Regions from separate parts of the Mus musculus genome. Here region 1 is linked to region 2. A link is a loop called in an ENCODE intact Hi-C map of the cell type or tissue named here. Cell type or tissue: left cerebral cortex. All regions are shown on one strand. Links, peaks and the distances in the headings refer to the core of each region. The heading gives the core; the rest is flanking DNA.

Evidence for each region. A loop is a pair of places that touch in the nucleus more often than their neighbours do. Peaks named below come from ENCODE experiments on the same cell type or tissue, not always from the same donor. Only the 100,000 strongest peaks of a DNase experiment are listed, where the experiment ranks them.
Region 1: a loop joins it to region 2, with 2.1 times the contacts of the local background. A loop is called at or near these places in 2 of 42 quality-filtered maps.

Annotation. Positions count from the first base shown.
Region 1 is chr1:24,017,862-24,027,478 of GRCm38, reverse strand. Fam135a (family with sequence similarity 135, member A) reads left to right here. Exons shown (of 21, transcript NM_026604.4): 15 at 711-871; 16 at 2,606-2,697; 17 at 3,169-3,266; 18 at 5,474-5,625; 19 at 6,694-6,804. Among named protein-coding and RNA genes, the nearest start is that of Sdhaf4, 17 kb to the right of the region's middle. In left cerebral cortex, for the core only: a CTCF peak has its summit at 5,086 (motif pointing right); no DNase peak of the experiment used is centred there.
Region 2 is chr1:23,845,053-23,854,669 of GRCm38, reverse strand. B3gat2 (beta-1,3-glucuronyltransferase 2 (glucuronosyltransferase S)) reads right to left here. Exons shown (of 4, transcript NM_172124.2): 4 at 6,805-9,569. The coding sequence ends at 9,483. It overlaps Smap1 (small ArfGAP 1), which reads left to right. Exons shown (of 10, transcript NM_028534.3): 7 at 1,120-1,247; 8 at 5,202-5,367; 9 at 6,099-6,406; 10 at 8,107-9,045. The coding sequence ends at 8,241. Among named protein-coding and RNA genes, the nearest start is that of Smap1, 73 kb to the left of the region's middle. In left cerebral cortex, for the core only: no CTCF peak of the experiment used is centred there; DNase peaks (open chromatin) are centred at 3,389, 4,916 and 8,208.

The DNA.
Region 1 (9,617 bases), core at 1,070-9,069, 170 kb before region 2:
CTGAGGCATCAGAAGACAAAGTCTCTGTCTTCACCCAGTGTATACTCAAGAGGCTACGATCCGTCTACTCTGTTCTTTCCACGTAGTTTCAGCCAAATGGCTGTCATGTTAAATAGCAGTTGTGTTCACAGTCTTCAAATTAGATTTATTATCATGCCAAATACTACATGCTGCCTGTTAGAGTCCTGTACCTCTCTTGGTGCTGCTCCTTATTGGAATATTAGAGAAAAATTCAAAGAACCTACCTTGCTGTAATACCATGCTCACAACTGTGCTTTATATGATAGCTTCTTTCTTTCTTGTTTTTTTTCCAAGTTGTAAAAGAATAAAGAAGAAAGAGTTTGATTACATGTAAATACCAGTTGCCATTTTCCAGTGCTTTCAGTTATTCTATGCATGTAATATTAAATTTTGGAGAAAGTGTAAACCACTTCTAACATTTTCTTAGTTTCAAGTTGAAAAGACTACTTTCAAGTTACTTCAGGCTTGAAGTGTTCATTGTATTTAATTAGAATATGTACTAAAAGAACCAAAACAGTAATCCTTTGATAAAATCACTTAGATGACCCACGTAGTTTCTTGGTTTTTACAAATATTGCTGAGCCTCTTTTCCTACACTTCTCTAAGTTCATTATGTGCTCTTTTTGTTTCTAAGAACAAAGGGTGACTGATCTTTAGTAAAGGCTGTTTCCTATAACACTTCACTTCAGCTTCCTTCAGGCAAAAGAAGAGCTGAAGCAACTCAGACTGCCTGGTTTCATGTACAGTGATGTTCCTCTGCTGGCATCCTCAGCACCGTACTTCAGCATGGACGAAGAGGACGGCTCTGAGGACGGCGTGCATCTCATTGTCTGTGTCCATGGTCTAGATGGTATGTGCCAGCCATTGACACCTGCCATGGCAACTCTGTACCTTTTCCTAATAGGACAGTCAGTTTTCTGTAATCTTTGAACTTGAAAAGTGGTGAATTGCTAAAATTAATTGAATATTACATTTTGAAACAGATATACTGTACTTTACTAAATATAATGTTAGATTTTGATTTTTGTTCTTTTTAAAGTAAATTTGCTGCTGACTATATGTATGTATGTGTATATATAGTACATATACATATGTATGTATATGAATGATGATCTGACACTCATGTAAATGTTTTCATTGTAATTTTTTCGGTATTCTTGCTGATTTTATCAACCATAACCTTAGGACTGTCCCTTAACAGTTTCCTGTTCTCTTTCCCTTGCTTCTTAGGCCTGAGGGACTGGGAGGAAATTGGCATCCTTGCTAAGCTTAGGCAGCACTGACGTCATGCTGTAGCTTCACAGCAGCAGCAGGTTTTCCTTTCTAATTTTCCAAGCTAATAGAAAAACACCAACTATTTCTAGATTAATATGACATATTACTTTAATTCTACAACAAACTATTTTGTGGGATATAAAAATGTTAAATAAAGATCTTTTTTAAAAGACTCTAAAAGAAATAAAACATCTTCAATAACAATCTTTTAACCCTATCTTCAAATAATGTCATGTCAAAGAACTATCTGCAAAACAACATTTTTGACAGAATTATCTGGCAGATTTCCTTTATTGAAAATTTCACAACACAGACTGTCTTTATGTCACATAAATTGGTTCAGAATAATAGAAAAAAGATGGACTGCAGCCCATTCTTTGGTTATTCCAACTATGGTACCAAATCTGGTAACACCATCATACTCCCCTAAACAGACTATTTGATATGGTAAATAAAACTCTAGCTTGTAGCATTAATATTAAATTATTATAACAAATTTTCTATGTCCAGAATACAGCAATAAATATAAAGAAATTTCTTTACAGTATAGTACATAAGTAAATTAATATGAATAATTGATGAGATACAAGAACCATTCCCAGTGAATATGAAGTATGAACTAAACATTAGGTAGTAAGGAGAACTACTCTCCAGCCCGTAGTTGTGATTAATTGGATGTGTTTCTAAGCCATGGAAGTCTTACATTTAATAGTGAAAATTAGAGGTATCCATTTTAAAATTAGAAATAAAAAAGAATAACATCTCAATAATTGATAATGAAGTACCAAACAGTAGATATTAGAAGGGTAAAATAAAATTGAGCACCTGATAATAGCATGTATACATTCCTAGCAAACCAAAGGAATCTGAAAAATCTACTAATTTTAAAGGCGTTCTATATTTTATATCTGTATATTTTATTTCTCTCTTTAAATATGCCTACTGATGTATTTTTACGTAATGGTTATTAAACTGTAGCCACCGAAGGAAGGTCAACAGACTAAACATAAATATAAATACATTCAAAATTTATTACATTACCTAGGGCAGTAATGGAGAGCAACTCACTCGTTGACTGCTGTTAGTCTGTAAAGGGCTGTGCTGTTTGGTAGATACGTGAACCAAACTTCTTAAGAACTCAACCGTTAAAGGATATCGGCTGAAAACTCTTTTACACAACACATTGTCTGTCAGCAAATGGATTAAGACAAGAACTTTCTGTTTCCAAAAACCGTGAAAGTGCATGATTGTATGCGTGACACCTTTTCCTCCTCCTCCTCATCTTTAAACATTGCTTTTCATTTTCTAGGAAACAGTGCAGATCTCCGACTAGTAAAAACATACATTGAACTTGGACTGCCTGGGGGAAGAGTTGATTTTCTTATGTCTGAGAGAAACCAGGTACAATAAGGCGGTATTTTCAGTGGCAGCAAACATTTTTGTGCCAGTTCCTACATTTTGCTTGCTACACAATGCCTGTGGTCTTACAAACACTTCTGACTTTTGTGAAATTACCATCAGTTCATAGACAAAGGACATACATTCTGACTTAGGAGTTCTCTTTGTGCGTAAAACATTTTAGAGTTCACATTTCTGTACAAAAGTTTTATTAATTAAGTCATTATTGGAGGCCCTGTGTTTAATCCTACTAGCCTAAGACATAGCTAAATGAAGCAAGTGCTATTACAGGTACTGAGACTCCTTTCCCTTAGAAACTTTCTTGTTCACTTTAATATAATGAATTCTACAATCACTAACTTGCCTTAAAGTGAACTCAACTATATTGATAAAACCTAAATTTAAAAAAAAATGTATGATTGTATTTCATGTTATGGTATATTTTAGTATATAACATGTTCTCCTCTTGTTTAGAATGATACTTTTGCTGATTTTGACTGCATGACTGATCGCCTTTTGGATGAGATCATACAGTATATTCAGATATATAGTTTAACAGTCTCAAAAATAAGGTAACATTATTACACTGTCTATTTTTATATTTCTGTGACTTAAAGAACAAAACAGTCTGTAGTACTGTCAACCTAATCTGCTCAGCTGATAACAAGACTGTGGTGCTGTGGAGAGAGCCAACATCCATGTACTGTCCTCTGTCTTCCACATGCACACATATACATCATACATACATACATACATACATACATACATACATACAAAATAACTTATGATCGTGTAGTGAATTACAAGAACCTATAACTATATCTTAGAACTAGGAAAATTGGCTCAGTTGGTAAATTGCTTTGTATCTTGCTATGCAAGAATGAGGATCTAAGTTCAGATCCCCAACACCATGTAAACGCCAGGCACAATGGTGCACATCTGTCAGTCTAGTGCTGGGGACCAGAGACAAGTAAGTGGTTCCTGGAACATGCTGGCCAGTCTGTCTAGTCAGTTTGTGAGCTCTGGGTTCATTGAGAGACCCTGTCTCTAAAGAAGTAAAATGGAAAACAATAAAAGAGTATAGTTGATGTTAATCTCTGGCCTTTACACATGTATGCACATATATGAACCTGTATGTATATGCACAGAAACATGTACACGTGCACTCACCATTGAGGAAAGGTTATATTATTGTATAGAATGTTCAGAATAAATTTTAGGGACAGAAACTAGGTGAGTAGTAGCAGGTACTGTTCCCGTGCCGAGAGCCAGCAGTTTTCCCCAGACTGAAGTGACGGCTGTCTGAGGACACGCAAATGCTGACTACCGTCATTTGGTGATGAGACATTACATACATGATTTGAACCAAAACATTGGAACCTACAGATACATAGTGGTAATACATGTTGGTTAACATTTTAAATTATTTTTCCTTAAATTTTTGGTGTATGTGTGCATGCACATGCATGTATATTCACACACAGAGAGGCCAGAGGATAGCCGCAGGTGTCCATTCTCAGGCACTGTTTGAGACAGGCTTTCTCCCTAGCCCTGACCTCACCAAGTAGACCAGAGTGGTTAGCTGCAAACACACCCCAGAAGTCCATCTGTCCCTACCTCTCCAGCACCTGAGATGCAAGGAAGCACCCACATGCACATCTTGTTTTGTTTTTTGTAGTGGAATGTATTTACTCTGTGTTTTTTTTTTGGGGGGGGGGGGTGCCATAGCATCCAGCATACGTGGGTGACTGCAGGGCAGTTAGCCAGAGTCAGTTTCCATCATGGGACTGCTGAGAGGTTGCATTCCCAGCATGTTCTTTGAGATGTGCGTTTAATGACTGAACTCTGGTCCTCACCTTCCTAGACAAGCACTTGGGCAACTACACTATCTCCTCATTCCATTACTTTTAAACTCTCAACAGCATAAGAGCAGCAAATAGATAATTTCTTACAAGTTGTCTTGTCTTTTATATGTACAATTTCATTGTTATATTTGAGGCTTAACAAATAAATAATTTGGAAAAGTTAGGACCGAGTTATTATATGACTATTTCTTAAAGATTTCCATTGCGTATACAAATGTTTTATCTTCATGAGAGTGTGTGTGTGTATGTGTGTGTGTGTGTGTGTGTGTGTGTGTGTGTGTGAGATCTGTCTGCCTGTGACCATGAAAGCTGGAGGAGAGCACCAGAGCCCCAAGACCTGGAAGCACACACACACCTGGAGGCTGTAGTGCAGCGGCCAGGATCTGAGCCAGGCTCCTCTGCAAGAGCAATAAGTACGTTTAACTGCTGAGCCGTCTGTGACCCATCCAACCTCTACAAATAGTTTTTTAATTTTTTTAAAGATTCATTTATTTATTATATGTAAGTACACTGTAGCTGTCTTCAGACACACCAGAAGAGGGCGTCAGATCTCTTTACGGGTGGTTGTGAGCCACCATGTGGTTGCTGGGATTTGAACTCAGGACCTTCAGAAGAGCAGTCAGTGCTCTTAACCATCTCTCCAGCCTATACAAATATTTTTAAATATATTTATTTCTACACAGTTACTCATTATGATAGGTGTTATAAAATGTATTTCTTATCATAATTTAGATCCAATTCTTATATTTTTATAAGTTAAAGTATTTCAAGTATTAAACTATAATTTAATCTCAAAATTCATAATATTTCAAAATAATCTCTTGTGTATCAGATTTGAGGGTTTTTCTTACTTTGTGTCTCTCTTTAAAATGAATATTGTATGATAAATACATTTTTCTGTTTCTTTCTTACAGCTTTATTGGACATTCGTTAGGCAATTTAATAATCCGTTCAGTGCTTACAAGGCCAAGGTTTAAATATTACCTCAGCAAACTTCATACCTTTCTCTCTCTTTCTGGACCTCATCTTGGTACACTCTACAACAGCAGTGCTCTCGTCAATACAGGTAGAAAGGTTTGTTACTGTGTATTAAAAAAATGTGACATAGATAATTTTAGGATTTTTTGCTATTTATATTTAGAGCCAATTTGTCACATAACCTGAACTCTCATAAAATAGAAAATAAAGCTCATTTTTTATCTTGTATATAAGAATACTGTTATAACAGTTACTTACAGATCTTCCCTACTAGCCAGCTGGCCACTTTTCAGAGCTTTAATTATAAAAGCATAATGGAGGACTGGAGAGATGGCTTGGCACTTCAGGACGTGTTGCTCTTGCGGAGAATCCAAGTGTGATTCTCAGCACTCATGTGATTTCTCACTCACACCAAGTCTAGGGACTTTCAACAGACATGCATGCAGTGCACACATCTATATGCAGGCAAGCATTTATACTCAACAAACTAAATACATCAATAAAAAGTAAAAAAGCATAACTCTAGGATTAAAGGTTATGTGTCATATTGCCAAACCAATATAAAAAGTTATTAAGATGTGACAGGTCCTTAGTTTACCTATAGGTTGATTTAATTTTTCCCTTGGATTTTTTTAATATGATAGCTTAGTCAGATCCCCACTGTAAAAATACATTTAAAATTTCATTGATGAATCATTCCAGTTTCTTTGTACCCATTTCCAACCAGTCGTTTCAAATTGTCACTAGAAGATGTCGATGAGTCATTCATTCCAAGTGCTGTTTAAATTAAGTCTGTTTACCTTCCTTGTAACTACCTTCTCACTAAAAGTCCAGCGCATGGACATTTGGGTCTACTGTGGTTAAAGTTTTGCTCTCTGTGTTTTATACTTTTAAGTTGGCTGCCTAAAGGTGGACTCATCCCAAGTTTGCTGTTTGTATACTACTATATATTCTGTCACTGTGCCTCCATGAACCACCATTAAGCAATACATGTAAAGATGTTTATCAGAGAGTAAAGTAGTTGGCAAATACATTTTTATTAACCAACAAAATGTTAATTATTAAATGTTATTTTTAATGAGTATATATTAACATTAATAAATTTATGTATTACTACCTTCCCATATGTGCTCACATATCATATTCAACTTTCTAGGTCTCTGGTTTATGCAGAAATGGAAAAAATCAGGCTCTCTTTTACAGTTGACATGTCGAGATCATTCAGACCCTCGCCAAACATTTTTATATAAGCTTAGTAATAAAGCGGGTGAGTATGTCACAGCAGTTTAGAAGATAAGCTTCTGAGCTAACAGACTGTCAGATGTCTCTGGCGACAGAACTGTATCATTCTGGCATAATTTTGGAAAGAAATAGCAGAATCTAATGCTAAACTATTAAAGTAGTTCTTAATTTCTTGATAGGATTATGGCTTTAACAAGCTGTACAGAACTTTAAAATTTGCATGTGTGTGTAGGCAGGGTGGACACATGCATGCCACAACACACATTTGAAAGTCAAGGACAATATGGTGGAATTGTGGGTCAGCAAGCACTTTTACCTGACCAGCTGTCTCACCAACCCTATTAGTCAGGACTGTCTAGCGCTGTCTCTGTCCATCACTGTGATCTTCTAGCTGTCCCCCACCACAGCCTTCAGCCTTTTTTATAAACTGCCAGATATTTTTCTTTTTTGTTTCTTGTCTGTTAAACATGTTTTTAAAATGTCAGAAATTGCACTTTCTTTGGGGATAGAGTGCTAAATGTTTCGTCTTTCCTCTTCCCTTTGAAAGCATGTTTCCCCTCTCCAACTCCTCCCTAATGCTTCCCACCTCCCTACTCACCCAGCTGTGTGTTCTTTTTCCTCTTTCTTTCAAAACACAAAAACACTGCAGAAACACAGAAATGAAGATGAGAACAGACTGTTAGGACCCACACCCACCCCACCCCCGGAAAAAAAAAAGTAAAAAATACATTAAAATTTTTTTTAAAAAATTAAGTTTGTTGTGTGTTGGCCAACTACTCCTGGGCCTGGGACTTGCCCTGAGCTGTGGATATCTAGTGGGACTCCACTGATTTTCCTGTTTGTCAGCAAGTATCAACTACACTTAGCTTCTTGGTTAGAGTCAAGAGCTTGTGCCCACTGTGTCCTCTCAGCAATGTGTCTCTGTACAGGCCTTGTGTGTGCTGCCACCATCTCTGTGACTTCTTATGTGCATCAATCCTGCCGTGCAAATACTGTTTGCTCGGAGTCATCCATCACTTTTGGCGTGTAGAATCATTCTCTTCCACATAGATGCCTGAGCATTGAGGGATGGGGTTTGATGTAGACATCTTATTTATGACTTCGCGCTCCAAATTCTCTCACTCTGCACATTGTCCAATTGTGGGTCTCTGTGTTAATTCACTACAAGAAGAAAAGTTAATTCTGCTGAAAGAAGATTTTTAATGTGGTTTGAGTGAGGTACCCACCTATGCATATAGGTGCATATAGCAAAACATCTGCAGAATAATAGTGTTGGGGGAGCTGGTGAGATGGCTCAGTGGTTAAGAGCGCCGACTGCTCTTCCAAAGGTCCTGAGTTCAAATCCCAGCAGCCACATGGTGGCTCACAACCATCCGTAACGAAATCTGATGCCCTCTTCTGGAGTGTCTGAAGACAGCTACAGTGTACTTACATAAAATAAATAAGTAAATAAATCTTTTTAAAAAAAAAAAAGAAGAAGAATAGTGTTGGGTTTCCCTTAGTCTTGTGACCTATCTAATCTCAGGATATCAGCCACTATAGCAGTGGCATATATAGGTTCTAACAAGGAATGGGCCTTAAATTCAAACAGAAAGTGATGGTTACCCACTTAACATTTGTGCCATTATTGCACAAGTACATCTCACAGCAGGTTGCTGTTGTGGGTTATAGAATGTGTAGTTGGGAGATACTGAGGCTTTTCTTTCTCTGGTGGGATGCAGAATACCTTAAAATACCAGGAATACTGGTCAGTAGAGACGAAGCCTCTAGCTTGGCACCAGCTCAACAACTCTGCACTTGAGTGTTGTCTTCAACAATAGGGCCTTACCATCAGGTTATGGGGGGCGTCCAATAGCCTGTGATGTTGTGTAGGAGTTGGTGAATGACTCAAGATTTAACCCATTTCTGACGTTGGAGGTTTTACTTGGTAGCCAAAGATACCTAGTTGGGGTGTTGTTGAGTGGCTCAGTTCTCCTTGTTGCTATGTGTATATCCTCTGCAGAGCTGCAAAGTAGGTTTCCATTTGGATTTTAAATGGTCTTCAATGTGTTCTGTTCCCTCTATATTCCATCCTTTGCTCTTCTCTTCATCCCCTTCCTCCTTAGCCGTGCATTCTAGTTTCTCCCTTATCTCTCCCATGGCACTGTATCTAATGACCCTTCCTTGGAGGATCTTCTCTTGCCTGGTACCTTACTAAGTACCTAACCTCTGTGTTTATATGGGTTACAGAACACATCGAAGCTTAAAAGCCAACATTCACATGTAAGAGAAAATACACAACAGTTGTCTTTTGAGGTTTGGGTTACTTCACCCAGGATGATTTTTTTAAAAAATATATATAGCTACGTTCATTTACCTGTGAGTTTTATTTCTCTTAAGAGCTGAATAATACTTCACTGTGTAAACATACCACATTTTATTTATCCATTCATCCACTGATGGGTATCTGGTCTGAATATAATTTCTGGCTTTTATGAAGAGACCAGCAATAGCATGGTTAAGCAAATGACTCTATGGTGGGATGAAGCATCCTTGGATATATATATATTTAAGAGTGATATATCTAGACCTTGATGTAGACCTGTTCCCAACTTCCTGAATACTGCCTGCACTGATTTCCGAAGTGGCTGCACACATTGTCACTCTCAACAGCAATGCTTGAGTGTTCTGATTTCCCCACACCCTTACCACCACATGCTGTCATTTGTTTTATTGATCTTGGCCATTCTTACTGTGGTAAGATGAAATCTCAAAGTTTTGATTTGCATTTCCCTGGTTACTAAAGATGTTGAACATTTTTGTTCTCAGATTTATGTTTCCTCTTTTGAGAACTCTCTT
Region 2 (9,617 bases), core at 497-8,496:
GATTTTTCAAATATTTAATTCTTTTACTTAGTGCAAGGAATTATTAAATATTTGAAGATTGAGTCTTAATTTTGAAAAATTTAGGTAATCCTTTGTGGTTAGGCATGGTTGTAGTTATGTGGGTTTTAAAGTATTGTATCAAACAAATAAAATAATGCATTTCAAGATGACATTTTTCATATATTATTGGTCATACAGCCTGCTGTTACTACCTGTTTTTTCCCCAACATTCTATCCCAGTGACCCTATGGCTTTTACAGAAATGTGGTTTCCAGACAGGTCAGACAGCTCACTAGTCTAGGGATCAGAAGACTGTTGCATAGTTAAGTCGTACAAACATAGCTACTGAACTAGATGATCCACACTGAGGAGGCCCTCAGGATCAGCCTTCCATCTCTACCCCAGCACCTGAAGACAGATATCATGTTTCAGGGGACAGAAACCAACAACATGCAAACATTCTTTAAAAACATCTAGGACAATGTGATCATAATAATGAATCTTTATCTGTCTTTTTCAAATACTGAAAATTAGAAACTGATCTTCAGAATAGATTAAAACAATTTCTGTGAGACCTGTCGAAGGTGGTGAGCAATGACAGCATGTTTTAAAATCCATTGGGAGCTTGTGTTTACTGAAGTGTGAGGTTGAAATGTTTCAATTAAGAGGTTATTAAGAATTGGGTTTTCAATAATTTTGTGTATGTGTAGTAATAAGGAATATTTATGGGAATGATATCAAGAGCTTACCATTAAAAGACCATATAATGAGAAGTCTAGGATAGAGAGCCTCTGGAGCTGCTATATTGTGTGTGTGTGTGGCATGAGTGTAGGTAAAACAATCAGTGATTTTAAAAAGTATGTCTTCAGGCCATTGTGAGTGGTGTGCTCCCATTTGTCCAGGAGCGGCTGGAGTTATGCCTGAAACCAGAAGTCTACTTCTGGAGAGGAAGCAACACCGAAGTGTTCTCTTTAGGATGGGGAGTCGGTTCTAGAGTAGCAAGGAACACAGTGTTTTCTTTTGAATTGTTCTTATTTTTAAAAAATAAAATTTTAAAATAGCTCCCTGTTTCCTGTAACTAAGAGATTCTATATTGACAGAAGTGTGCATTCCTTTCAGATGGTCCTGCTGAGGCACCCGTGACCAATGGAAACCCAGCCACAGCGCCAGCCCTGAGTGATGATCTGGACATTTTTGGACCAATGATTTCTAACCCTTTACCTGCAGCTGTCATGCCCCCGGCTCAGGTAAGCAGCAAACCGTGTTCTCTCTTGGTGACATCTCTGCTTGAAAAGCTTCACAAGTTTAACTTTGAAATTGTTGTCCCTGAGCTGAAAACTTATGCTTTAGGCCAGCATTCAGCAAGCTCATCTTGCAATTTTATTTTGTTTAGACAGATAGTTTTATTCAAACACAGCCATTTCTATTGATTTATAGTTTTCAGCTACTTTGGTGACATAGCTGTAGAGATGGTTACAGTAGAGTCTGTTATGACCCATACAAGCAGACTTTACCATTCTTAAAAATTTATGAGAACAACAATTTAGAATATATGTATGGGGGTATGTGAGACAACCTTCAATCTGACCTTAATTCACAAGCCCGTATTATTAACATTGTTGATGCTAATATATTTGATTCTATAAGTTCTGGCAAATTAAATGTTTGTATCTTTCTGAAGGTAAAATATATTTTAAGCTAGTCTTAAAATGAACCTTGCTATTTTTGAATGATTAAATAAAAACCATTGAATACAGCAGTAAGATTTTTAAAGTACTAATGGTTAAGAAATTCAGTTATTTTTGTGACATTACATAGAGTTTCCTTCAGATGAAACATTAACTTTCAAGGTTCAGTTTAAAGTCACTTGGAAGCCTGCTACAAACACTCTCACTCCCTATTACACTGGAACACTACAGATAGCCAGTTGGTTTCCTGGAAAACATTTGAGATGAAGTACTTCTTTTCTATATGAAAAGGGGAGCCACATCTGAGTTGTGTGGATGTAAAGATTTTCATAACTGTCCATGTGTCAGGAAGACTAATAATGTTTTATTATGTATATTTTCGTTATTAAAGTAACTGTGTACTTGCCTTGAATTTAACAAGTAAATTTCTTGGGAATTAGTTAGGCTACAGTCATCATCAACTTTGAGTATAGCAATAGTGTGTGTTTCAGGAAAGGTAGCTAGCTCAGTGGTATCTCTGGCCTTTTTAGTCCTTATGGCCCTCATGTGAAAACAGGGACTGAGGGGACTGTGGAGATACAAGCATGAGATACCTGCAAGCATGAGGTCATGAGTTCTGATCCCCAGCACCCACATAAAATGGGCCCAGCTGCATATGCCTATAACCTCAGTGCTGGGAGTGGTAGAGAGACAGGTAGATTCCTGAAACTTGACTGGCTAGCCAGCTGGAAAGCCCCAAGCTCTAACCTTAATGCTAATCAAGTTCTAGCCAGTTGGCAAGTTACAAAGACAAACTGTTGTGCCTTGTGTTTGCTGATTAGGCACTCATAGGATGGTAAGGTTTTTTCTTTTCTTCCTTTTTAAAGAAGCCTTGTTTGCACGCACACACACACTCAAGGAGTCTGAGAGAGAACATGAACTTCCCCCAGAACTGGAGGAGGTCGTGAGCTGCCATGTAGGTGCTGGGGAAGTTAACATGGGTCTTCCAGGAGAGCCGCAAATGCTCTCTTTTTTCCCTGCATCTTTTTATTCTACATACTTTCAATTCAGAACAAACTAAAACAAACAATAAATGCACAATACCCAACCCGCTATTCTGTGAGAGGGAACTTTCCTGCCTTAAGGCACAAGGGCAGAATAGAAGAGATCTTCTAGATTTGAGCCTTGAGAGTAAATGCTCTTAACCATTGATGTGTCTCTCCAGCCCCAACATGGTTCATTTTAAAAATCATATCTTAATTCTTTTCTTGAACACTATTTATAAACCAAAATTATGCCAGTTGTAGGCTCTGTAATTACAGAGCCCTGTAAGATAATTTATGATAAGAATTACCTATTATCCAAACTACATGCTAAGATTAAAATCCAAATACATTTTCAAAATACTGCCTTTGCCAATAAAGTATAACTTAGATGTATGTCTCCATATGAGTCCTGAAAGGGTGAAAGTTGCTAATTCTGGTAGGATTTTAGTATATGAAGTTAAGCTGTAATTGAGTTTAAGTACCAAGATAATGTATTACTCTGAACCCTATTTGACTTTTGCTGTTTTCTGAGCATATGTAAATTTTAGTCAGAGATTTACCCATGTATAAAAACAGCTTGGGTTTACCATCGACTTGGAAATAGCTGACCAGAGTGTACAGTAGATGGTGGGAGGAACTGGGTTCAGCAGTCCTTTTCTATCTATATACACCAGGAAGGGAGGGAGTGGGGAGACAGACAGAATATGAATATATGCGAATGAATATGTACAAGTGCTGATACCAGCCCTGGGATTCTGGAAAATCCAGAAAGCCTGAGTTATAAAACAACAGGCACTCTGAAGGTGAAATGATAGCACACACACCCCAGTAAACTACCAGATTTCAGGTGCTTGCTAGGCATGCCACTGAGGCTGGCCATTAGCTAGTATCTATGCTGAAGTAGATGTTCATATTTACTTATATAATATTTAGACCATGAGGCTGTTCTTTAGACTGTTCTACTATGAAACCAAAATTAGTATTTCCCTAAACATTTGGGCTTTTTGATTATGTCTCATTCATCATGAATGAAACCCAAGGTGCTGAGTAGATTCTGGTGTTGCATAGAAGCGACGTGTTGGAAGGGCCATATGGTAATGTCATTTTGTTATCACTGTTAATTCCATTACAAAGCACCCGTGGTAACGAAGCCTGTCCTCATTTTGTAGGACAGAGTCAGGCGACATATAAATCCCAAGAATGAGGATTAGCGATCCAGTCCGGCCCAGCTGGTCAGGGTCCACTCTATTGGCCGCTGGGGTGTATGCTTCTTCATTAGGAACTAAAGTATAGTCAGATTAAAAGACACTGTTAGGTTTCGTAGTCTGTCGTGTCTTACTTTTTTTCTTTTTTAAAGATTTATTTATTGATATGTATAAGTACACTGTAGCTGTCTTCAGATGCACCAGAAGAGGGCGTCAGATCTCATTATGGATGGTTGTGAGCCACCATGTGGTTGCTGGGATTTGAACTCAGGACCTTCGGAAGAGCAGTCAGTGCTCTTAACCTCTGAGCCATCTCTCCAGCCCCCATGTCTAATTTCTTACATATTTTAGAATTTTTGCAAAATAAGACAGCCTTTTCTATGTTTTTTACAAGTCTTGCTCAGTTAGTCAGAGTCAAAATATGGTTCTACCTATGTAGGTCTGAATCAAGTGCTTTGAGGGTAGTTTACAGCAGGACTGCGACTGGGCTCAGCCTCTGCTTGCTACCCACCTCTATCTGTAGTTCCGGAAGAGTAGGAGCCAGCATTTATTAGACTCCAGAAAAATCTTTTTTTTTTCATTATTTAAAACCAATGATTAAGGAAGAATGTCAATTGTGGTTATGTAAAACTATCTCTGTGTAAGATATAGAGGACTAATGGGAAACTTGTTTTATATTCAATATCTAAATTACTTGTATGATTTGCCTCTGAACAGCATGAAAGTTATGGCTGAATATAGGTAGCCAGTTTTCTGTACTTATTTTCTGGAGTAGATGCATTCTAGTATTGCTAAAATAGTTCTAGAATAGGTGTGTAAACATTGTACGGTATAGCTTTTGAAAAGATACAAGCTTTTAATCTCCCATTACAGAGCCTTTGCTTCTGCAAGGTGTAACATTCTTTATTCCAAGTGACGCTAGTTCTTGAGAGACGTGCTGGGGAGTCTTCAGACTGGATCTGCATGTTGTCATACCCTCTGTGTTCCAGGATGATGAGCAAAACTTGCTCTTTCCTGGCTGCTTAGCGTGGCTGTGGAGGAGCTCCGTGCTCCTTGGTCTTCACTACAGCTTATGTCGTGACATTTTTTCTGCATTCTAGATTATATGTGTGTGTGTGTGTGTGTGTGTGTGTGTGTGTGTGTGTGTGTGCTGGAAAATGATCTTCAGAGATGTCACCCTTTTCCTCTTATTATATACTACCAATTTCATAATTTTATGTGAACTTTAGTATTAGATAAGCTGTCCTTTGTAGAAATTAAGTTTCTGTTGGTGTTTTGCCCAGGGGACTGCCTCCGTACCAGCACCTGCTACCCTGTCTACCGTTACATCTGGGGACCTGGATCTGTTTACTGAGCAAACTACAAAGTCAGAAGAAGTAGCAAAGAAACAACTCTCCAAAGACTCCATCTTATCTCTGTATGGTACAGGAGCACAGCAAAGCACTCCTGGTAATTGATGTTGCGCTCCACTTGCACACAGTGACACGGTGTTGTAGAGTGCATCCTCTGAAATGACCTCAGTTACAGTTTTCTATGGTACCAGTGGATGCTTCTGTTGCAGCTTATAGAACTGAAATGAATGAAGCATCAGAATTAAACAATATAGGATTCACAGAACTTTATTCACTTGAGACATAACAAGTTGTTCACATATCATTTGATATTGTTCTACAAGTTTATAAGACAGGAGTTCAGGAATTAACTGGATTGGATTTACATGAATTTGACTTTGTGTAAACTCTTGTTTCCTCTGCAGTAAACAATTAAGCAGTCAGAACTATACATATGTATAATTATGCAAAACTTGGAACTGTCTTTCATTGTAGTGAAATATAAGCATATAATTATTCAGTTTTAATACATCAGACCCTTAGTTCCAAAATAAGCTTATTTCATATATAGGCTGAAACTGTGTGGCCACCCACCTACCTCTTCATAAAACAAAGAACCACTTCTCTCCCTGCCTGGTTGGGTTTTGTGAGAGCAGTGGTACCAGTCAGCAAGAGCAGCATGTCCTCTAGGCTGTGCGTCTGTCTGTGTCCTGGAGTAACAGCTCTGAAGGTTGAGGCATGGGTTGTTTTGAGTTTTCTGCCCCTTTCTCCGGAGAGGAGTGCAGCCATATAAAGAGCCTCTTCTTGACCTGTTCTTTTCTTTTTTTATTCATGGTTCTTACAATACAGGTGTGTTTATGGGACCCACAAATATACCATTTACCTCACAAGCACCGACTGCATTTCAAGGTTTTCCTTCCATGGGCGTCCCAGTGCCTGCAGCTCCCGGTCTTATAGGAAATATGATGGGACAGAATACTGGCATGATGGTGGGCATGCCCATGCACAATGGGTTCATGGGAAACGCACAGACTGGAGTGATGCCACTTCCTCAGAATGTTGTTGGCCCTCAGGGAGGAATGGTGGGACAAATGGGTGCACCACAGAGTAAGTTCGGCTTGCCACAAGCCCAGCAGCCTCAGTGGAACCTCTCACAGGTAAGGCTCTTGTAGCTTCTACCACCTTAACATCTAAGAAACCACATTTGTATATTGGGACTTTTATTTGTTTTGAACTCTAATGATGGAACAAAAGAAAGGGATAAGTTTGGCCAGATCCAAGTGTTTATAGATAAATGACTAGTTACTGTCCTTACTAAGACTATTCTATATATAAATGTTAGGACTTTCCTTTCCTCATTTCAGACTGTAACCAAGTTGTAATGGTGAACATGCCTGTACTAGCTAGAAGTAGTCTTATCTTGGGCAGCATCTAAGACATACCTCAGCTCCTACCTGTCAGGCTTGGTGCCAGCCATGCTTACTTGGCTCCTGGGTGGGATCTCTTCATAGTTCACTTAGACCAGAGTATCTTCACTGATAGTTTGCATCTTTTATTTTTTTTTATTAATTCTTATCAGTGAGATAGAAATCCAGCTTCATATTTTCAAAGCACAGTTTTATGAGGGATCAAGGCTGCCGCTGTCATGTGGTTACTGCCTGTTGATGTATGAGGAACATCCATTGGCTCAGGAATCCCCATGGTGAGAATGTAAACCCTGCTTCCCTCAGGTATTCACTGATAAATTCCATGTCTGTCTGGCTTAGGTTAGAGTAACATTTCTGCTGTTACCCCACATCAGAGGCTTTGACTTAGTGCTCATGGTCCCATTCCCATTCCTGCATGATGGTCCACCGAGCATCTCACAGGAACCAGGACCACTAAGACCCCTAGTTTACCTTCAGAACAATGTCTGCTAACTAACATTCACAGAATCACCGTGTATCTTACAAATGCTCGTGTGCTGTGACAGCTGCGGTTTATAGGTATATACGTACACACTGCTTATGCATTGGAAACCTCGGGAATGATGTCAGATACTAGGAACAGCTTTTCTGTGACCAGGATGCTCAGGCTCACATGACTCAGGTTAGAGTACAGGAGAGCCAGTGAAGAACAGCAAGGCCACAAGAGTGAGCAGAAGGGAAGATGGAAGCTACCTGTCTGTAGACACATGTGTGCTTATTATGTCTTGGGTTTTAAAAAAAATTTGCACAAAGAACACAGATAATGTTGAACATAGGTTTGAAACTATTTTAGGTAAATCCTGCATCTCTTGTTCCGTCACCAAACTGGGTAGTGGGAGAACTACTGTGCTAAGAGCCTGATAAATATACTGGATTTTAGCCTGAAAGAAAAGTACATGTAGTTGTTTATTGTATAGCATATAATGAAATTTAATTTTAGCTGTTTATGTTATTATAACATAAACCTAAAACATATGCTATATGACCTTTTTAATGTTTAGGAAGTATATTAAGGTCATTTAGGATGTTAATAGAGAGGTATGAGTATTTTGTAAATGTTAGGGTAATTTTAGATGTTTTACTTTCTAAAATGTCTCAGTCTTGGAGTCACAGAAGAGTGATGGTCTCAGATATAAACTCAAAGATTACTTTGATGTGTTTTCAGTTGTGGTTAATCTAGAAAGTGAACTAATTATGGATTACTTTATAAGTAACACCTAACTCAGAAAAAAGTAAGAAAAAAGTAACTGATTTCAGTAGAAAGACTTCAGTGTAGTCCACATCCAGTGTCTGGACTAATTTTCACATCTGATGAAGTGTCTGGCTGTAGCTAAGGAGTCAGGAGTGAAAAGAGGGTCCTCCTTGTAAACCAAGCCTTTTGTGTTTCGCAGATGAATCAGCAGATGGCTGCCATGAACCTCAGTAGTGCTAACGCTAGTGCAGGTTTTGGCCAGCCTCCCAGCACGACAGCAGGGTGGTCTGGAAGCTCATCGGGGCAGACGCTGAGCACACAGCTGTGGAAGTAAGAAGCTGTCACAGAGTTCCATCCAGAACCGACCCCAACATTCCTCGCTGCAAAGGCATCTAGTTCCCATTTATTCATGTACATAACGTATTTTTTCTTTCCCCCATTTGCTCACATTAAGAATGACCTGATTGACCGTGTTGGTCTGTGCTGATTAAATTGGATGTGAAAGCAGGTTGAGAAACCATCTGTGTGGAGGGCAGCTTTGCTCATACTCCCCATGATGTCCTAAGCCACATTGGGAAGCTGCTCAGTTAACTTGCATAATCAGTTTTATTTGCAAAATTATAGCTCTAACGTTTGCATATAAGGGAAGTAGTTATCATGTTAGTAATACCTCTAACAGTATAAACCCCACCCCCAAATTAGCCAGTAATCCTGTAGAAAGGTACTGTATGATCAAATGTTTAATCATATAAATAGAATGTAAATGTATCACTGAGCACTGTTTTCTAGTGTATCAAATTCTTTTATTCATCACTCACTCCACTGTGCTGTTGTTATGATGTGCTTAACAGGGAACGTGGTTAGTGAACGGAGATAAACCTGGATGCTACTGTAAAACTCAATGAAGGTTTCAGAATTCAAATTTCCATTGCCTCTTGTAATGTGGGCCTCTTCTCATGTACATAGTGCTAATATGAAGACCTTTTTCTGCACTATATGCACACAGGGTAACTAAAACAAAGCCACTTTTAATCCTTGAAGGTATATCCAGGTTTATGACAGTAATTGTGTTTACATTTTATGGTGCCTAGTATTGACAAAATGTTATTTCCCTATATTAAACAGATGAATCCACACACCTTTTTATTTGTGGGTTTTATTTCCTACAGTGTACACTGCCATCAGCTTTCCAAATAGTTCATGTTGTGAAGCCAAGAATTTAACTGGGAATATTTAATTGACAGAGTACTCCTCATCAGCTTCTAAAACCTGTCATTCTAGCAGTATTGAGATGGCTTGTGGGAGGGAGGGATGGAGGGAGGGAGGGAGGGAGGGAGGGAGCAGTGTGAGATACTTCGTTGTCCTTTTCAGTGACATGTGGCTTCACTCTACAAAACTCTTCCAGTTCAGAAAACACATGCAGACAAATGAAGACAACACATTTTGTAGCATCCAGGTAGCTGTCGAAACGGCCGTCCATCGGCGGTAAGGAAAGGCTGAAGGCAAAGGAACAGTACCTGAATGGGCAGCAGCCCACGCTCCAGACTTCCTGTCCTCACCTGCTGGTCCTGGCGGCTACACCTCAATGTTCACTGTGTCCAGGTGATACTTTGGCTCATTGGCTAGATTGACCTTCTCTGTCCGAGTGTGCCACACGAGAACCTGCAGAGGAAGGGGAGAATTTAAACAGCTGCACTGGCAGCATTCTGA